Linked DNA regions of Mus musculus: region 2 is linked to region 1. A link is a loop called in an ENCODE intact Hi-C map of the cell type or tissue named here. Cell type or tissue: left cerebral cortex. All regions are shown on one strand.

What was found. A loop is a pair of places that touch in the nucleus more often than their neighbours do. Peaks named below come from ENCODE experiments on the same cell type or tissue, not always from the same donor. Only the 100,000 strongest peaks of a DNase experiment are listed, where the experiment ranks them.
Region 2: a loop joins it to region 1, with 4 times the contacts of the local background. A loop is called at or near these places in 1 of 42 quality-filtered maps.

The regions. Positions count from the first base shown.
Region 1 is chr5:72,557,537-72,560,036 of GRCm38, forward strand. It overlaps Nfxl1 (nuclear transcription factor, X-box binding-like 1), which reads right to left and starts at 2,109. Exons shown (of 23, transcript NM_133921.3): 1 at 2,053-2,109; 2 at 1,478-1,732. The coding sequence starts at 1,730. In left cerebral cortex, no CTCF peak of the experiment used is centred here; DNase peaks (open chromatin) are centred at 1,411 and 2,260; H3K4me3 peaks cover 1,803 bases; H3K27ac peaks cover 473 bases.
Region 2 is chr5:72,201,881-72,204,380 of GRCm38, forward strand. It overlaps the pseudogene Atp10d. Among named protein-coding and RNA genes, the nearest start is that of Commd8, 35 kb to the left of the region's middle. In left cerebral cortex, CTCF peaks have their summits at 1,201 and 1,400; a DNase peak (open chromatin) is centred at 1,422; H3K4me3 peaks cover 1,512 bases; H3K27ac peaks cover 906 bases.

The DNA of each region.
Region 1 (2,500 bases):
AATTTTAAAGTTTACTATTCTAAATCACTAACTAAAACATACTTCATTCGTCAGACACCACCAAAATGAATCTCATTTTAGTTGATGTATCTGTACTTAAGGATATTGTACCCTTTCTTTCCCTCAGGAAATGTTTTCCTTTTCTTATTGCAGCTAATTTGAGTGGTGACTATCAACCAAAACAGACTGTTTTGGGTAAAAACGGAAGATAATGTATATGAGGCTTTCTTTAGAAATCTTTGAGAACACAGAAAAAGAAGAGCAGTAACTGCTGTGAGACATCTCAAAATTACAAGGAGGTCATTAATCTCTGGGAATGAGCCGGGGGGGGGGGGTTGTTAAAAAAAGCTGAATTGGGAAGAGATGACACTTGGTACATGTATGTACCTAGTACCATTTGGAAGAATGTCACCACACAAAGTGACCAGGTAATTGTCTTAACTTATTCCTTCCTCACAAATGTCAACTACTATATACTTTATACTATACACTATACACTATATACTATATACTATATACTATATACTATATACTATATACTATATACTATATACTATGTAGAGAATGCTTGCTTTCCTACTATCCACAAAACCCAAGCCAGCTTACCAACTTGTTCATAGGTCTCTAAATAGCACACTGCACCTCTATGATTAACTGACCAATTGCCAGCAAAATCAACGCAAACTAACTTTCAAGTTACCCTGGGAAACCCCACGCAGAGACTCAATTTTGCTCCTAGCAGGAAGGGAGAACTGATGCAATTCTACTATAATTTCAGAAATAAAAATTTTAAACCTCTTCTGAAAAAATACCTTCCAAACACAAAACACTTTCAGGGACCACTCTCTTTTATCTGGAGTGTTATGTATAAACACTCTCAACGTCGCCCTAAAAGATCTTGGACCAAGGCTATTGGCAAATCCATCGTGGCAACACCTGATACATCATGGAAAGACATGGAATTTCTGCACTGGGATCAGTTAAAAACAACAACCAAAACGCTTACAGGGTCCAAAAAGTCAGGTAGCCTGGGAAAGATGGCTATCAACAACTGGTCTTGAAAGTCGAGTTGATTAATGAAGAATGGAGTTCCCAATCTGTTCGTAAATGGAATTCTGAGACCTTAGCCTAGCTTGCTGTTACCATACACACAGATGCGAAAGCACAAGGTCCTATTTTACGACAGATGTTAAACATCTTAGATTATAAAAGAAAACAAACTCTGGCGATCCATTTACTGAGTTAACCAAATCAGCTGCACACAATTGAAGAAAGTGACTAACAAAGGCAATTATCAATTAAAATGAGGATGCAAGCGATGAGATGAAAATCTGCCTGAATGGAGACGGTTCCCTGAGACTAAACTCCGGGAGCTGTTAAAAAGTGAATGAGAGACTTGGAGGGCCCTGGCAGCCAGCGATAAGTAGGGAAGTGACTTGGGGAGTTTGGTGGGGCGGGAGACCCGAGCCATCCTCACCTGAGCCATCCTCACCCCGGGCCCCCGGGGGCTGCGGGGCTTCGCCTCCAGCTGAGCGCTGCCCGCGACCCGCAGGGGCCAGAGCTGCTGCTCCCCCGGGGCCGGGGCCCGAAGACACCGCGCCCCCAGACCCTTTGGCTCGCCCTCCTCCAGCGCCACCAAAAGGGACTCCATTTCCTGAGAGGGGCACTGCGGTGGCCCGTCCTCGGGCTCGGCCTCGGCCAGCGGCCACCTGGCGCCAGGGAGCGTCCATCCCTGCAGCGGAGAGATAAAGGAGAAGGAGCGTGAACGGGCGTCCGAGGATGGAGGCGGCTGCCGAGGGACCGCAGGGTCAGGCTGGGTGCGGACGGACCCCGCGACACGGAGACCCGGGTCTGAGGAGGTTGCGGCCCTGTGTCTCCCGAGGGCGAGTCCCGCCAAGCCCAGGCTCGAGCGACGGGCGAGGAGGGAAAAGACGGAGGGCAGAAAAGAAGCACGGAGCCACGAGGAGCCCACCCGGGACAGGAAAAACCCAGCCACGGGAAATTCTCCTCAGCCTCAGGAGAAGTGCGGTAGGCACAGAAACGCGAACTGACCGTGCGGCCGCGGCCGCGGCCGGGAACCAACTGCTGAAGTGGACCGCACCGAAAAGCTACGTCTCCTTACCGACGGCGCCCACCGCCAGGGACTACAACTCCCAGAAGCCTCCGCCCGCGGACCGCAGAATGCGTGGCAGCGAGGCAGCTTTTTTTTTTTTTTTTTTTTTTCCCGGAAGAGACGAAGGAATGCTCAGTGCGCATGCGCGGTCGTTCGCGGCCTTTGGGGAACTACATTTCCCAGAGTGTTCCGAGGCTCATGAAAAGTAGACGCCTCCGTTGGTGGGCGTGCCGGGAGCATGCTGCTACTGGCGGCTGCTCCCAGGAAATACGCGAGGTTTCAGGATTCAGAGAGGGCAAAATTCACAAACAGTTGTTCTCGCCATAGTCTTGCTGCTTGCAGGTAGCAGGCAGGTCCTCGTCCAGGAAGTACTTAGAAAACAGAAGA
Region 2 (2,500 bases), 360 kb before region 1:
CTGTCCTGGTATGCACCTTCCCCAAAAGGCTTCTCTGCCCAGGCTACATCCCTGCCAAGGGGCAGGGAGGACAGGGAGGGCGCGCGGGTTGGGAGGCGAGAGGGGTGGGGGTGGGGGGAGACGAATCTGAAGTTTTAAATGTTACCAGAGGATTAACTAACGAGAATTAAAAGAAAAACAAAAACAGCCATCATGTCAGAGATAGCGATATACCCGCAAAAGTGTAACTAGTTGACTAAGCCCAGGAGATGTGCCCTTGCCTGCAGAAGGAGGCGTCACAGGAAGCCACACCCAGACCTTCTCCTTCCTGGCCTAACAAAGCCACCCACCTCCTGGATGGGTGTAAAAAAACTCGTTTGGCATCTCTTGGGTTGGGATGGCTGTCAAGCCTCCCGGCCAGCTCCCTTGGTCTGTCCTGGCGAACACATCACTAAGAGGCACTTGCATGATCATCTAGTTTCTCACTCTTGATGCGCATTCTCAAAGCACTGAAGCCAGGGGCACAAAACAGCAGAACTGCAGGGTTATATCCGCGCCTTGTGTTTGTTTCAGTTGAATAACCGATAACTGAGTTTTTTGGGTTTTGTTTTGAGTTATTTTAAATGTTCTGTTTCTTTAAATGACTTTTCTTTCACCTTTTATTTATTCACTTATTTTTATTATTGATTGATTTTTCGAGACAGGGTTTCTCTGTGTAGCTTGGCTTCTTTTTAATTCTAGAGGATTCCATATAATGTGTTTTGACTCTCCCCGACTCGTCCCCCACTTCACCTCTTTCTCTCTCCCTTCCTTACCCAACTTTAGCTTTTCTTTTCGCATCAAGTGTGGCCTTCTACTCTTCTTGGACTGGGGCCTACCCTTGAGTATGGTTAATGTACTCTCTTGCCTTCTTGAAGTAGTTGGGCAAATGATTTGAGAGACCAGACAGATTGGTTAATTTTTATTTTAGAACTACAATTGAAGATAAAGAAAAGCATAGATAAGCGAAAAAGAAGAAAGTATAAGCTTAAAGCAAGCAGACCCTGGCAGATCTGTGGATAAGGTTACATTATCCCGACTAAAGGAGTCGAAAGAAAAGAGAAAGAAGCCCAGATCAGAACTGTGATCCTTTTTATAAAAGAGTTGCTAGTTACAACAACTTGAACATTACATTTTTAGAATGAATGTCTTCCCTAAACGTAACCACTAGGTGTTTTAAGCTTAGCTAAGCCAGTGCATTGTTTCACAAAATCCCGGGAAAGTAAATCTATGCTAGATGGCCTGCAAACTGCTGTGACCTTCAGGGAGGGAACAGCCAGACCCTGGGTCACTGGCATGTCTGGTCAGGGCGGGGCTTCTGGCGGGGTCCAACAGCTGGAGCTCGTGCCCAATTGCTGCCAGGCCCCGCCCCTTACGTCAAGGGGGTGGAGCAGCGGGAGATTGGCATTCCGCGGAAGCTCTGTCTGCCTGGAGCCCGGGAGGTCTGAGGAGGGCGGAGAGTCGCCTGCTCCGCTCGGTTTAGGCACCCGCGCTCCGCACGCGGAGCTGGGGAGCTGGGAAGTAGGTATTGTTCTGCTTCTCAATGACAAATGGCTGGCTTGGAAGCGTAACTCTCCCCGCCCTTTGGATCTCTGCTCCGTTCTCTTTTGGCACTTTGGGATCCGAGGTAACACCATGCTGGGATGAGCGGCCCGGGAGGGACAGGTAAGAGAGACGCGGTTGGCCGCCCCCGCCCTGCCTCTGCTCATTTCTCTGTCCAGCTGTGCTTCGGGCTGATGACTTCTTTTCTGTCACTTCTGGTGCGGGACATTGAAAATGGAGAAGAAGCTCTCACACCATTTTCAGTAATTTGATTTCTACAGGACATTACCCTTTTTAGAAAGCTGGGTTTTGTAAAAGAATTGTGCACACACTTGTGCCTTCGCACAGGCACGCACACGTTTGTCATTCCGTTTCGAAATCCAGTAGTTGAAAGCAGCTTTGACTGTCTGCACCGCTCTCCCTGGTAATGAAAAGCTTTGGTAATTTCTTCCAGCGAATAAACCACAGGGTTTGTCCCTAGGGAGGAAAAAGGTAATTTTGTGTTTGTGTTGGAACTTGTGAAACTGTTTGGAAAGGGATGCTAAAAATAATTGAATAAATAAAAAGACGTCCGCATTCTTTCCTGTATACTCCAACTTTGAAGAACTTCGTTGTTATTTGGGGCACACTTCATTTTACATTGTAAAACTTGTTTTATTTCACCATGTCAGTAGTGAAAGATGAGGGCTAGTCAGTGAATTCCTTCAATCTGGAAAATCAGAAGGCCAGTTTGGGACTACATGCCTTTAGAAGGAATATATTCAAAGCACTCTTATTCGGGTGTTTCAGATAAGACTACTAAAATTCCTTATGACCTCCTTTCAAGACAACTGTTGCAGCTGTCCACGTGGGAGAAGATAATTCTATGGACTCAGAGCAAACCTTTAGTTCCAATCAACCTTGAAAGATGGTCCAAGGTGGGCAAGGGCTCCCTGCCAGT